Regions from separate parts of the Mus musculus genome. Here region 2 is linked to region 1. A link is a loop called in an ENCODE intact Hi-C map of the cell type or tissue named here. Cell type or tissue: heart. All regions are shown on one strand.

Evidence for each region. Hi-C counts contacts between places; a loop is a spot of excess contacts. Peaks named below come from ENCODE experiments on the same cell type or tissue, not always from the same donor. Only the 100,000 strongest peaks of a DNase experiment are listed, where the experiment ranks them.
Region 2: a loop joins it to region 1, with 3 times the contacts of the local background. A loop is called at or near these places in 7 of 42 quality-filtered maps.

The regions. Positions count from the first base shown.
Region 1 is chr19:55,312,632-55,320,631 of GRCm38, reverse strand. It overlaps Zdhhc6 (zinc finger, DHHC domain containing 6), which reads left to right and starts at 4,596. Exons shown (of 11, transcript NM_025883.4): 1 at 4,596-4,836; 2 at 5,860-6,331; 3 at 7,352-7,443. The coding sequence starts at 6,065. Vti1a (vesicle transport through interaction with t-SNAREs 1A) reads right to left here and starts at 4,575. Exons shown (of 8, transcript NM_016862.4): 1 at 4,088-4,575. The coding sequence starts at 4,181. In heart, a CTCF peak has its summit at 4,072; DNase peaks (open chromatin) are centred at 4,201 and 4,721; H3K4me3 peaks cover 2,805 bases; H3K27ac peaks cover 1,928 bases.
Region 2 is chr19:55,249,367-55,257,366 of GRCm38, reverse strand. It overlaps Acsl5 (acyl-CoA synthetase long-chain family member 5), which reads right to left and starts at 3,998. Exons shown (of 22, transcript NM_027976.2): 1 at 3,201-3,998. In heart, CTCF peaks have their summits at 3,552 and 3,752; DNase peaks (open chromatin) are centred at 3,376, 3,766 and 4,336; H3K4me3 peaks cover 2,197 bases; H3K27ac peaks cover 2,121 bases.

The DNA of each region.
Region 1 (8,000 bases):
GTGGTAACAAGGTCCACTGACATGCGGAAATGAAGAGTCATTTTGTGATTGTTATACAATCTCAATTATTCTAAAAGTAAAATGTTTTGGGCCAGGAGTATAGCTGACTGAGTGTGGGTCTAACAAGAGATAAGGCCTTGGGTCCTACACCTGGCTCCACAAATACAAAGTGAAGCCATTACTTAAATTAACTATAAACTGTCCTAGTTTATAGTTAATTTAAGGACAAGATCCCTCTAGGTTTATAGTGTAGACAATGTGTAGAAGTGTAAAAATGAAAATATGAATGTATATGTACACTTGACACAAATTTGTATTTGTTACCCAAAGATGACTAAAATTCCATAAATAGTTGTTTATAAAGCATAACTGAACCATAGGTAGCAGCTGACAGCTGTCTCCTCAATATACTCAACTAAAAAGTATATCTGGCTCTTAAGCTCTCACCTTTCTTACTCTCTAGCCCTCCTTTTCTCTCTCCCTTTGCCCCTCTCCACGTGCCCATGGCTGGCCTCTCCCTTTCTACCTTCTCTCTTTCTCTCTGCCTTTCTACAATAAAGCTCCAAAACTATTTAAAATATATATATATATATCTGGCAGCTTTAATGGTCTCCTAAACTTTGCACGGTGTGACAGCTACTCCATTAAACTCAAGGGTTTCCTTCTAAGCAACACCTATTTTGTGGCATCTCTGTTAACTCCCCTCCCTCAATTCCCTTCTTTCCATCACCAGAATTCAACACCATTTCTACTTCCACATGCTAAAGCCCTGACAGCCCATTTCTCTTCAAATATAGGTTTTCGTCAAGAGACTTAACTTCACTCTAGATTAGGCACAGAAAGGATGCAAGAAGTTCAAGGTTCCCTTTAAAGTACAATTTCAATGACAGAGTCTGAAGAGCTGGATCCTAGCCAGCCCTGCCCACTGCTGACTGAAGCCCCGTAGAGTAACTAAATGGCATCTCTCGAGGGCTAGTTTGCTATGCTTCCTCTGCTGGTGTGCCATGCTTCATTTGCTGAAATGAGCACCCTTCCTTCCCACTCTACTGATGGACGAGGCAGGCTTACAGAGCCAAGAAACTTGTCCACAGCTACGTGTAGTAAGATTAGGCAGAGGTGAGATCCTAAACAGGTCTGACACCAGCAGCCTGAGTCTTAATCATTCTGTCATGATACAGTCTTGGAACATTCTAACTATAACCCTAGCAGGAGTCACAATTGCCCGTGGGGAGATAAAGAAGTAATTGCAGAGTAAAATTCTGTTGAAGACCCTGAAAGATGCCTGCCTGCTGTGACGCAAGCTCCACCTTGCAGAAAGAACTCTGCTGCTAAGAAACTCACTCCCAGCACAAACACAGGACTGTCACATGGGCTATGTCTTGGCTCGTAGATTTCCCTGATTTGTCTGACTTCCCCACAGAACAATCACCAGTAAAATTCAATCTTTAAATTTAGTAACCACAGGGTATTCATTAAGGGACTCACCCATCTCACAGCTACTAAAGTTAGTTAAGATTCAAACACTTCAAAGAGCAAAGTCTTTTCACTGGTAAATTATTACAGAATAATCAGTTTCTTTTTAAAATAAAGCTTCAGAATGTTGGGGGTTGTTTGTTTGTTTGTTTGTTTGTTGTTGTTTTGTTGTGTTGTGTTGTGTCCTGTTCTCTTTGGAAGTCTCCTTAGCAGCTGCACAGGCACAGCAGAGAATGGTTCATCTCCACAGAGGCTCAGTGCTGCAACTTAAATCAGCTGTTATTTGGGAGAAGGAGCTGCTTGGACTTTAAAATTGGCTCCAATTTTTAAATCGTTTTAATTCAAATAAATTACCACTCCTCTCTGGGTCTGTCTCAGCTGAGTGACACAACCATTATGATGCTGTGGGATCTTTTAGTTACAGTAATTATGTTAACAATATAATTATTGGTAACTATATAATCCCATAGCAAGGATACTGCTCTTGTCATGGTTATAGTATCAATTCCTGTTAGTTCATAAATTCATGGAAAAATATCTTTTTCTATCAATTAGGAGCAAGTTAAAAAGGGAGCAAGCACATTAACAAGAAAACCACTGTGTTTTCAAGAATCATTTAATTATTCAAATAAATATACATTTTCCCCCCACAGTGCCAACAAGACAACCTCCTTTCAAATGAAACATGGTTGCTGTGTGTGGGTCTCACATTACACTAAGTGTAAGGACAGGGATAATAGCATCTTTATTTTTTAAAATAATTCAACTGTTTCCTTATATGTAGTAAAAATTTTAAACACAAAGGCAAGAAAATCAATTGTAACAAAATCTATTTTCTTAGAAAGAGTCTTCAAAACTTTATATTCAGGACAATATTACTTTGTAAAACAGTTTCTCAATAATAAAGCTATTTGCCCAAATTATATTTAAAAAAAAGTTTCTACTGCTAAAAAACAAACAAAATATTAAAATTCAAAATGAGCAAAATCCAACCGCGACTGCACATCCTGGTACTGAGGCTCTGGGACTCAATTCAAAGGCACGAGTCTCAGACAACAACGGCAACAAAATCAAGATGATCTTGGGCAATGGAGACAAGTGGGACTGAAGAGAAGAGGTGAAGTGAAGTATCATGAAGGCAGGAGGCCATCTTCCATCAGATTTTTTTTGTAAAAATCTCTGAGGCAACACAGCTCCATGGTATACGCTACACTGGTTCTCTCCCCTTGCTCCCTTCCTTGAACTCATAAGCCTCTTTAAGACATCATTCACCTCCTTCCGAGCTAACTGAGACTTCAGGAGGTAAGTGGGATGGAGGCTCAGGGGTCCTGGCTTCAAGCAAATATCCCTAGTAACAGAAAACAGGGAGGGGTGATAAGGGAAAAATTATTTATAAACATAAAGATTGGGGGAAATTCTGGACAGGGGGTGAGGAACAACTTAGACTCAAGAGAAGTTACTGCTGTCATCTTGGCCTGGGGCTGACCAGGTAAGAAAGTGAAGATACCCACAATTCTGCAGACCAATGAGAATCATCTCTTCTACACAGTATGCTCCAGAGCTGGAGTAGAGGCAAGTTCAGCAGCCCAGTGATCATTCAATTTCCCTAACGAAACTGAGCCAATAAATAAATAAAACTCACAATTTGTCTGTTACTAACTACTCAAATTAAATCTGTACTTAAAGAAAAAATCCTAAAACACTATCTTATAAGTCACAAAGTATTATATAACAATCCCTTGCTTATTCACAAAAAAAAAAAAAAAAAATCTGAGCCCTTAGAAAAGAAATGTCAAGAAAATCAGACAAGGCTCCCACCTTCCCACTGTTGACAACCTAGCATGCAGGGTAATACCTGGAGGATGCTGAATTGTAAAAGTGAGCAAAGTTGTCCTGTACGAAGTTTCATATAAAACTGGGTTATAGATACCCAAGAAAGATGAGAATCACAGAATCAGGGCAGAGGTCTGAAAAATAGGAATCCTAACAAGAGCTAAGACACAGGGCTTCACAGCTGCGTATCAGTTAATCTTCACAACCGCCCTGAGAGAGGTACGAGTCTCTCGAACCAAGAAGGAAGTTTTGAAGGATAACGAAAACTTGCCTAGGAGACAACTTCTAAGTGGCAAGGGTTAGACTTGAATTCAGGCATCCTAGCTCGTCATTCTAGTGTGCCACGAATAAGGATAACAGAATTATTGACTAAAACGACAACGCTGCTGCTGCATTTACAGATCCACAATCTTGATACTTTCACACAGTTCCTTTGAATACTCATATTTTACAAAAGATAAAAAAAGATAGAAAAAAAAAAAGAAAAGGAAAAAAGAAGAAATCAAGATGCAGAGCAATGTTTCCAAGGCTATACAAGCTTTTAAAAAGCGGTGGGGTAGGAAACAGGCGCCACCCCCCCAAAATGGTTTCCACGCAGAAGGTGCTTTGCATTTGAAGCACATTTAATGCCAATCACAACCTACTACCCAGAACGCACCCCTCCCCGGGCCGCCAGCACCACCCACAGCAGCCTCGCGCCAGCGAGCCCCGCGTGCCCAGGCGGCGTTCCGCGGCCCCCGGCTCTCCAGGCCGCCCCCGCCCGGCCGGGCAGGGTACTCACCGGGAGGGAGCCGAGGGACCCTTGCAATCTTGCTGGTGATCTCAGCAGTGAGCACTGCGAAGTCCTGCTCGTACCCTTCGAAGTCGGAAGACATGGCAGCTCGGGCACGGCCGGCCGGAGCCGGGTTCTAGCGCTCAGAGCGGGACTCGCCAAGGGCGCCCGGCCTCGGCGCAGGGACCCTGTGAAGAAGTCTCCACAGCACAGCGGGAACCGGGAACAACTCCCAGCCCTGCCGCTTCCTGGTTGCTCTACGCAGTCCTTGTCCTCCGGAAACTGCGCTGCCTGCGCCTTTTCCTTTCCACCCAAATCTTCGAACGTAAAACTAAAGAAAAAGTTCACTTTCGGTGACCCCTAAAAAAAAAAAAAGACTACGAAAGCCCACATGCTCTCGGGTATCACAGAATACACGTCCCCCACACTGCAGCTCCAGAGAAACGGCTGGAGCGCCCCCAAACTCTAAGTTGCAGGCGCGGGCTTTCCGAGGGAAGATTGACGCCGCGCACCGACCGGAAGTGGCTGTGGCGGAGCTTGCGCCGAGGACCCGAGCGGGAGGCTCACGGCGGCCGCGTGAACCAGAGACGCGCGGGTCCGAGTTCCCCGCGCAGGTCTCGCCGTCAGGGTTCGCATTCGGCTTGCTCAGACTGAAGCGCTCATGACAGAGCTATAAGGAGGAGAAAATCTGTTCCGCTGAGCCCGGGCCGTCCCGGAAATGCGATGGCTGTGGAGCGGGCACCGGAGACCAGACTGAGGTGGGAGTCACCGCAGGGGGTGCAACCCGCTTACGAGGCGGTCTTCGCCTCGACCTAGTCGACCCAGCATCTCCAAAATATCGAGCCCAGACCTCGCTTAATAAGACGTTTGTCCTGTGAGTGAAGATCCCAGAGCATCCCGCACCACTACATGGGCGGGAAACTGAGGCAGGCACCGACCGGGCTGGCGCATCTGCTCCGTGGGAATCCGTTACGCATACGTCATACCCATGTGTCATAGGTCTTTTCCCGGCTCATTTCACTCCATTCAGAACTCAGGTCTACAACTATTCCCCGTGCGTGCCTTCTTCCCTTCTCCCTCGGCCCCGGAGGGAATTATCCCCCCCCCCCCGCCCGCTTAAATCCACTCTGTGCTCGTTCTCGTGCACTGCTTCAGTTGTGATTTTTCGCGCACACACATGCGGCCTTCTCGTTTTAATCTCACCCTTCTTCCTGTACCTTTAACCCCGATCGATTGCTAATGTTGGCGCTTGGGAGAACAAGTGCCCAGTTATTAATACACAAAGTATTATATGCGTAGAGCATGTCACAGTTAATTCACAACTCGTTGGGAGGCAGTTTAGAACGTCCTAAAAAAGAAGTTTGGTGCTTCTATTCTGGACTTAGCTGTTACTTGTGACCTTGGTCGGTCGATATAATCACAGTCTCTCTAAGCCAGTTTCTGTTCTAGGAAGAATTAGATACGTGATAATTAGATAAGACCCTGCTTCTCAGCTCCCTAAGTCTTTGTTCTCTCTAACGATCCACTAAGCTAGGAGTAGTCGATCCTTTCTGGCACTTTGAACAGAAGAGGAAAACTGTTTAATATGTCCGGTTTTCGTGCACTTCAAGCTCGGACTGTATTCTGGATAGGTCCAAAGTAATTATTTTTGTTCTCGATAAGAGGTGAACTCCACACTAGTGTGCTTTCGAGGTGCTGAGTCAAGTGCTCCTTGGAGTTAAATATTAAATAAATGGCATATGGACTTTCTAAACGGAGTTTTCCCATCTTGTTTTCTTTAGGCTGTGTTTCAAATCAACCTATATTCTCCTGTGAGATACAGAGTTCTGGAGGCCACAACTGAAAATGACATACCCCACCTCAGTGACCCTTCAGCCAAAGGCATGACAGCTCAGGCACACACATGGACTTGTTGCACACAGAAATGTGTGCACAGGAAAAGGAGATCTCTAGTTCTTTAGAAGAAAGAAGTCATTCTTCACCAAGATGGGCATATTCTGCTCAGTAATCAAGTTTGAAAATCTTCAAGACTTAAGGAGACTGTGTCATTGGGGTCCCATCATAGCCCTGGGTGTTATAGCAATATGTTCCACAATGGCCATGATCGACTCTGTCTTGTGGTATTGGCCCTTACATACAACTGGAGGAAGTGTGAACTTCATCATGTTGATAAATTGGACCGTCATGATTCTTTATAATTACTTCAATGCCATGTTTGCTGGTCCTGGCTTCGTCCCTCGGGGGTGGAAACCGGTAAGAAAAAGATCCATTTGACAATGACCTTTGCATAATTTTTTTATGTTTAGTTTGCCATTATGATAACGTTTTGGTTTTTACCTAATCAGCCTCTGTCCTAGGTGACACTGGTGCTACTCCAGTGACTGATGAGTACTTATGTGTAGAACTTGTGTCTATTTGAAAATAATGATCTATGTTAGCGATTTCCAAAGCAATTGAAGACTTGTTCTTTGGGGGTTTGTTGGTGGTGGTGTTTAAAGGATGTATGTGGTAGTCCATACCTTAATCTCCACACTGAGGAGGCAGGGACATGTCATCTTGTGAGCTAGGCCCACCTGGTCAATATAGCAAGTTTCCAGAAAAGAAGAAAGGGAGGACAGCGCCTCAGGCGGAGAACATGTTGGAAAACATATCCAGAAACTGAAGAGCCTTGTATAACTGCAAAAAAAAAAAAAAAAAAAAACTGGTGGTGGGGGGGAGCAACTAGCTCAGAATCCATGGGAGCTGCTTGCACCACAGGGATGTCTAGATGTTTTAGGCAAAGCCCTGGCAGAGGGCAATATAGGAACAATATTTTGATAATACAGAGATTTAAATGAGAGAAAATGACCAGTTAGGGAGTTCCTGAAATGACCCAAAGAGAAAAGGTGACAAGGGCAGTAATTGTATGAGGGGGAAATTTCAGAAAGTGTCACCTCTTACTTCACTGTGGAGTCCTGGTCAGGTTATCTAAAGCAGCTCCCACTAAGAGTGGGAGGACCTAAGTCTCCTTTCGTAGAACCAGTTGACACTGGATTCGGGTTGTGTAGAGAAGAAAAGAAAAATAATCTCTGAGAAATCTGTAGAATGAAGCCGTCCTTACAGTTTATCACTTAAAATATGTTAGTGCAAATGCAGGCGTTGAAAATGCAAGTTACTGGCCCCCTTCCCCTTCATCCATAACAGAAATATAAAGCACTCTAGGGCCTTCCTTCATAAAGCCCAACTTGCTACCATTTAGGATCAAGTAACTGACATGCCTCCCTTTCTATCAAGGAAAAGTCTCAGGATAGCATGTATCTCCAGTATTGTAAAGTCTGCCAAGCATACAAGGCGCCACGTTCACACCATTGCAGAAAGTGTAACAGGTGAGTGACTTTTCTGTTTACTGGACCTGATCCACTTGGTTTCTCCTCTTTTTGTTGTATTTCCTGTTGTGACAGTAGAATCCATTTCTGTTCCCTAAAACTGTCCTATTTTACTTCTCTGTTGCTGGGATGAAACACTGACCAAAGCCATGTTGGGGGAGGGAAGAGTTTATTTGGCTTCAGGTTACAGTCATTGTCAAGGAAAGCCAAGGCATGAGCTTGAACCAGAAACTGAGGAGTGCTGTCTAGTGACTTGCTCTTCCTTGCTTATTCAGCTACCTTTTTTTTTTTAAGGCAGCCCAGGCTATTGCCCTCGGTGGGCTGGGCCCCTTCCATGTCGATCGACAGCCAAGAAATGACGCCTAGATAATTCCCACAGTCCGGTCTGATGGAGGCATTCCTCTTGGGAACCCCTCTTCCCAGTATGTGTAGGTTTGGGTCAAGTTAACAAAAACTAAGCAGCACAGCAAGGCATTCACCTTGTCAGAAATATTATCAAAATACTTGTCTGGAAGATTGGTTTGCATTTAAATATCAACATAAATAATTTTATTCTT
Region 2 (8,000 bases), 63 kb after region 1:
GAGCCTCAGAGGATGTCCTCAGCATGCAGGGGCATGTGCACACCTGTCTACACACGCACCTGCACAAACTTACCTGCACACACACCTGCAAACATGTTTACCTGTGCACACACACGCGTCTGCATACACAAAGAGTTTCTCTTTTCTCTCTTCTACATGCCTCCATTTTCACACCCTTACCCCTCCCTATCAGATGACCTGTTGAAGATGTCTCAAAAGATAGGGCCATCATCACCTTGGTTCCTCTTACAGACAAATGTCTTAACAAGTCGTTGTTACTATTGAAACACAGCATTTGTAATTGGAGGAGACATGGGGCTATCCCTGATTCAGCCCCACTCCCTTCCCCTCATCTCCCACGAGCCACTCAAAAAGCCCATCACCATAGTTGTAGAATAGAATGACCCAGGCAGACTGAGATCTGTAACGGCAGCACACAGGCCGGATGACCATCCAAACCCTATCAACTCATTTATTCATTCACATACCAGGAATGTAGAACCTAGGAAAAGTCCAGCCCTATGCCAGTGGGAAGGACTACTAAGAGATTGTATCTAACTTCAAGACAGACCCAGATGTACTGACCACAGGATGGGGTATGAGCTGTGAAGGCTGAGGTTGCTGCTGGGGTCACACCATGCTTGCCGTGTGCTGCCAGACTCAAAAGTCACCTCTGGCTGCACCCAGCCAAGAGTCAGTGCATCGGCTAGGCACAAGAATGTGACAGAGTAACAGGTAATATACTTGTGATTTTTAAAATACTGCTAATCCTGGGCCTGAGAGCTCTTCTGCCTGGAGGTGGGAGAAGTTGCTCCCTCCTCTTCTTGTTCTTTTTTTAAGATGAACTTCCTTTTAAAAAATTAAACATTCTAAAGTGAACCCTCTAGCGCATTCACCACGATGTGCCGCTGACTCGTCTATTTAATTCCAAAACATTTTCGTCACACTGAAAGGAACCCCTGAGCGTGTGAGGCAGTCACTGCCCCTCCCACTATCCTCCCAGCCCCTGACAACTAGTCTGTCTACATTTTGTCTTCACAGATTTGAGTTGGGAGGATTTTCAGAAGAGTAAACATCTGCCAGTTTTTTATTCTTTGGCCCACGCAGGAAGCGAGACTCATCAGAAGAGTCTCGTTGAAGAACAGATCATCCTCAGAATGAAGTGAGCCCAAGTTCAGATTCCACATCCAACCATCCATGATGTTTTGGATGTCTTTCTTTTTCCTTTTCTTTTTCTTTTTCTCTTTCTTTTCTTTTCTTTTCTTTTCTTTTCTTTTCTTTTCTTTTCTTTTCTTTTCTTTTTTCTTTTCTTTTTTGAGACAGGGTTTCTCTGTGTAGCCCTGGCTGTACTGGAACTCACTCTGTAGACCAGGCTGGCCTCGAACTCAGAAATCCACCTGCCTCTGCCTCCCAAGTACTGGGATTAAAGGCGTGCACCACCACGCCCGGCATGTCTTTCTTTCTAAGCCTCACTTTTCTACCAAGAATCTGCTCCATAGGGTTTTATTGAAATTCAAAATAAAAGTCCCCATAAGATTCCAAGCAAGGTATTCCCCAACGACAGCAGCATTTTCATATTCCTAGTTCCAGAAAAAAAAAAAATCTCAAAGAGAGGATGACCATATGAGCTCAATCTGGTACCCAGAATGTCACACAGGAACATCTTTTTACAAGTTCAATTTTTAGGCTATCCAAAGAAAGGCTTTATCCTAAAAGTGAGTGAAGGATGGGCTTTAAAAATAAAACTGTAAATGTTTTATTTTTGAAAGCATCAGACTGCTTATAGTTCCAATACAATTGACAACCTGCTTGCCTTGTGAACATGGGAAGGTAGGGTGTCACCTCTCTGACACTTTTTTTTAACCATTAAATAGAGAAGTCACCCACCTCAAAACAACATCTTGCTCAAATATGATATCTACTATGTGCTGGCAGTGAACTCAGTTCTCTGCCCTTCTGTAGCATACTGTCCCAGGACGTGCCTCTTCACTGTGAGGTAGCACTGAGGTGCACAGAGGCACACTGATATTGTGGAAGGTATCTTTGCCCTAAATAACTAGCATATACCCAGGCATATAACCCCAGCACTTGGGCAGCTGAGACAGGCAGATGGCCAGCCCCACCTGCCTAAGAAGTAAAGTGAAAAATCAGTTTCAAAATAAATAAATAAATAAAATAAAATAAAATTGTAATATAGCTTGGCTGAAATTTCGTTTATCTGAACAGTATTTTTTTTAATTAAATTGAATATGCTTCTCTGGGTTATAGGAGCTGCAATTTTTTCTAGTGTCTCCAACACCAATATCCCATAAATACACCAGCTACTTCGCCTGCCTAAGTAAGCTACCTGCTTTTCTCAAAGCGCCTGCATTTACAGCTATTGTTTTATTTAGTCTATTGTGCCTTTCATTGGTAGAGACGGACACATGAGTGATGCTCACAAGATTTTATACTGTTCCTTCCAAGGTGAATTCTAAAATTACCTGAAATAACTGCCATGTGCACACAGAGGGCGGGGTCAGAATCCACTGCCTTCTATCTCCAGTTTTTAAACCTGACCAATGCTTTATTTTATTTTAGACCCTGCCTCTTACAAGGCACCAATCAACTGTAAGTAGGAAGTTTAGATTCAACCCTGCCATTCAGACTAGACTGTCAAAGGGGAGGGGGAGGGGCGATACCACTAGGAGGTATCAAAGCCCAGCTCCTGCAGCCCCTTTTCAAGGCTCCCAAAACCCTTTAAGAGCATCTTAGGTCTAACCAGTGTTTATAGCTCTGAAAAGAGACCCAGCTTCATTCGGCCTGTATCTCCATCTCTTTGGACTGATTCCTTAGCTCTTACCATCAGAGGGAGTCAAAACTCAGTGAAAATCAGGGTTAACCCCCCACCCCCACCCCCCAGCCCACCCCAGGGAGCTATGCCGCCACGTGCTCGGGTCTGCCAAAAGGTCTCTGCTTGTATTCCACCCCTTAAGAGAAAGTCCCTCCCTGTGTCCTCTTCCTCCTTCCCCTCATCCCTCCTGATGCAGAGGAGCCCTCCACTCCCAGGCAGAGAGAGCATGGCGCGCACACGTGGAGGCACAGCAAGCTTTGAATTCCAAGCAGCTTCCTGAAGTGGGCAGGGAGGAGGGATTTGGGATGCCTCTGTCACGCGTGCAGGAGCCCCGTCCTAGGATCACACCCGGCTCCAGATCCCTTACCCTGGGAAGGGCCGCACGCACGCCTTGGAGCTTCCGAGTGAGGCTTTCTGGCTCCGGCTTCTTGCTGGCAGGAGAGCCTCGGTCCTCCCTTCCTCACCCCGGGCTTCTCCGCGGGCAGGGTGACTTCAGAGCGTCCATGCAGGCAGGCAGGCAGGCAGCCTGGCTAGTGGCCCCACTTCTGCCCTGCCCTGATCTGTCCCAGCCAGGCCATAGCCGGGCTTTCTGACATGCTGGTGCTGGGGACTTCACTTCCTGGTTTGGCTTTTTTTTCCCTCCTCCTTCACAACTGAAAGTGGAACCGCTTTTGACTAGGAGGAGACAGATATCCAAAGCTACCCTAGCCGGTTTTCAAAGCCTTTAACCTCAATCCCCAGGGGCTGAAACACGAGCCACCTTTGCATCAACACAGTCCACCTGCTCCCGCTGGTCCCACTAGCTCTTCTCCAAGATGAAAATCCAAATGAAAACGAGTTGAGGTGGCCCTGGGTTCATTGCCAGAGAAACGGAGGTGACGTTGTTCCCCGCTGCGTTCGCAGGACAGGAAAGTCCAGCTAGAGGGACCTCCGCCCTTAGGTTAGATGCAGCACGACTGTCTCTTTCTCTGTGTAGCTCCTTTCGCCAGTCCCCAGACCTCCCTGATTCAAAAAGCCAGGCACCTCTGCACCTCGCAGAGACAACAGAATAGATAAATAAGCCAGGAACCACGGGGGCAGAGAGCCATTCAGTTGAAGTGGCTCCCTTTCCGCAGACACACCAGCTCAGCTCCGGCTCTCACCCCGCCAAGTTTAAGGATGAAATGTGTTCTGTGACCCCTCTTACACCTCAGCATTATCCGGGTTCACAGTTGTCTTAATCGATCACCCTTTGAGGTTCTGGTCTCCCAGGGACACAAGGAGACCTCGGTCTCAGAATTGGAAGAGAGATGACAGGTTCTGCCCCCTCCCTCTCCCCCACTCCCGCTGCAACCTCACGACACGCAGAATCAAGTAGCATTTTCCCGGCCTTGATCCCTCCAAGGATTGACAGGAAGTTCAAGGTGAAGACTTCACTAGAGTGCTAGCCTACCTTAGGATTCCTTCTTTGTGCAGAGAGCACCCCATACCCACCCACCCCTGCTATAAAGACCAGGAAAAACAAACCGGTGCCACACCTCAGAGACCTGCAGGTCTGACCCCTTGGGAAGGACGGATAGAGGTGCCTCTAGCTTTTGTTTAATTTTGGAGCTCAGCTTCCCAGGAGACTTTTCTCCCCCCCCCCCCCGGCGTCCCCCCCCCCCCCAGGAAAACCTCAGGTGGGAAAGTGCATGCCAAGCCTCAGATGTCTATCTAGGATATCTATCTCTGGTTTCTAAGTCCTGTTTTATCCCATCTCCCATAGCAGGAGCACACCAACTAGTCTAATTGTTGTTTTTGACGTCATGGATCTCTAGAATTAAGTGTCCGTTTCAGCAAGGGCTGGGTCATTCTAAGATCTTGTTGTCTTGTCTTTCCATCCAGTTCCACCGCATGGTAATGACACTCTAAATGTTTCCCACATGGGGAGGATTCTGACATCGCCCAAGATTTCTATACGATGGAGCAGACCGTAGAGACAGACTAGGTCAACTATAGCTCTACCACTAGCTATACTAGTGGGTTAGGCATACTACTCCCCTTATAGGAGATGCTCCTAATGTCACCACATACCCTGCCTTTAGGATGCTTTCCAGACCCTAAGAGTGTCACAACCCGGAAGTCCTTCCTCCCTCCGGAGACATCAACAATTGTTAAGTGGCTCCTCTTAAGAATTTCTGAATGGAAGATGAAAGAAACCTGCATCCTTGCTCCAACTTTACCCTTTACAAAAGGCTTTATACCCTCACATTCTCTTCCAATTCTTTTGATTTTTTTTTCCTCTTCTAAGAGTCAAGTGGCTCAAATGTTTTCCTTTCAAATTGACATCTTTCTTTGCCTCCCACACAAGTGAGCTGAGAGATTATCACCCCTGTTATGAAAGAGCTTTAGTCAGGTTACAGATGAATACACACTCACTTTCTCCCCCGCCATATCTATCTACTCCCTCTAGCCCATAGGCCAGAGAAGGCAGCTTACCTCTTGAGAATGGTCACAGCAGCTAGGTTGAGGAATGGCTTCTCTTGCAGCTAGCTCTCTCTGTTCAGCACCACATGAAGCTGCCTCTGCCTTTCCACGCTCCAGGACGAGGCGCACCTGAAGCCACCGGATCTTGCTCTGAGTGTCCTGCCAGCTGCTCTGGAACCTTTGGACCTGTTTCGATAGAGGTGCAAAGGTAGAAGTTACCTGCTCACTCAGAGTCACCTCTGACAGAAGTGGAGAATTTGGCAAAAGGTTAAACAAGAGATTGTTAGGCAATGGATTTAAGAGGGGGAAGAAAAAAATAGAGCAATTGGCTCAGAAAGCTGCCATTGAATGGGGTGGAACTTTTTAAAGGTCAGCTTCAGGGAAGGGACAGGCATGCGTATGACTTTGCATAGGAGTTTTCTCCCCCCCCCCCCCCCCAATCTATGGGTCTGAGACAGGAAGAGGCTAGACTAGACAATAAGGCAGAGAAAGTGCACCTTCACTTCAGGAAATGGGGAAGTCACCCATATCGGCTCAGGCTGTGCCTATAAGATCTGGACTGAGTAGAAGTTTGTGTCTGGAGATGAGCCTTCTAGGAAAGCCAGGATATTTCCAGGATTCCAAAGCAAAGAAACAGAGATATCCTGAAGTCCCCCGAGCGTGAGTCAAAAGACAAGTCAAAGTGCCAGAGAGTGTGGGGTGATGGGACCAGGCAGCCCTACTGGCCCCTAGTGAGACACCAGAGGCTGTTGCCTCATGACTCAGCCTATCTTCTTCCTTCTATCCATGTGGAAGGTGCGCATCACTACACTGTTACTAAATCATTAAGACCACAAAGGTATCATCATAGAGATAAGAGGCTCTGTAGGCCAGGCAAGATTTTACTTCTCAGGAGAGGACAATGAGCCCTATTCAAGAGGACACTAAAACCTTATAATCAGGTAGCAGACAACCTAGGCCTGAGGCAGGGTCACAGATGTCCAGCTCTGTGTTTGGTCCTTCTGTAATGCTGTCCCACTGGCCAATGGGTAGCTAGCCACTGATGGTCTGTTAAGCTTGAGTGCTTTCGCTGTACCAGGCCTATAGTATAGAAAGGCTTATTTTTTTAATGTACCTGATCAGGAGACCAATATCAAAGTCAGGCATTAGCACCACTTCCTGCCCGATTCTGTATGGGGTTAGCAAGTTAATAACTCAGGGGTCTTCACGGGCAAGATTTTCATCCAGGTCGTAAGTGCTTGGACCTCAAAGTAGATCTCAAAGGTCATCTCTTCCTAAAGAGCCCCGACTTAAGTTTCCCTCCACCCAGAAAGAAAAGGTCTCCTAAGAGGCTCTGGAGAGCCCCGTGAGAACCTCTGACATCAGTGCTACCAGACTGGACCAGAGCCAAGGTCTTCTGATCAGCAAACGACTGACTGAACACCTGCTGATAGCACATTCTCTAGAGAGTGAGATGCACCAAGCCATGGTTTCTACACTTTAGTGCATGTCACAATCCCCCAGAGGGAATGTTACAACACCATTGTCTTGACCTGCACCATGTTTTTTTGATTCTGTAAGCAGGAGCTGGAGCCTGAAAAATCTGTATTTATATTAGTATCACGTGATATGGGGTTGCTATTGTTCTGCGGTCACCCTAGATTCATGTTTGCACCAACCCTGCTTTGAATAGGACCAGATACTCGGATACCTACAGGGGCTGTATTAGGGATAGCCTTGGTTATGACCACTTTTGACCTAGATGTAAACTCATGCTTTTGGAGACGTTGGCCAGTTAGCTGAGTTCCAGCAGGAGGCTTTGGCTGAGCAGGAGTCCTGCCACTGACTGCCCATGCCGTCTTTACATAGACCTAACTCAAAGTCACTCAGGGTCAGAACAGGATGACCCAAGTGAGTTTAAGTACTGGCATGATTGCGCCATCAGTGACTTAACTTAGCTTCATTAGTTAACTTTATCCTCAAGGGCATCAGAGACTCCAAAAGGTGATATGCTGACCTATGGTGAAAAGCCCAGAGTCTGGGTTGCTAATGCTCTAGCAGGCCACACCATCTATCTCTCTCTTAATATGTATATTACATGTATATACATAATATATATTATATTACTGCTTTATATATGCCATTATATTTTATATAAATTCTGCATTACATAATATTAGCATTATTATCTATTGCATATGTGTATATGGTATGTATCGCTGCTAGGTGTGTTTGCAGGTTGTGTTTGCACACATGTGGAGGTCACAGACTGATATTTGGTGTTTTCCTTGATTGTCCTTCACCTTACTTATTGAGACAGAGTTCTGCCTTGAACCCAGAGCTCTCTGGCTAGTCCACCTACTCAGCTTGCTTGGTGGGAAATCCCCCCATTCCAACCCTGAGAAGCTTTGGGACCACAGGCAGGTCTCTCTGTCTACCTGGGGCTTATATGTGTGCTGTGTGTCTGACAAGCAAGTGCTTTTCTATTGAACCACCTCCCCAGCTCCCACACCATCTCTTGATGAACCACTGTCTCTGGCATGTCTCCTCAAACACCATGGTTAGACAAGGCTTCTTTATTGCACTCAACAGCCATACATTTTAGAATGCAATGGTTTTTAAAATCCCTCTCAATTTAGCCATCCAGCAGTCACTAAAAAAGTGCAAACCTTCATTCTTTTAGGTAATTCAGAGGTGAGGATCTTGAGATGTGAGGTGACTGACCAATAGCCTCAATTCTTAT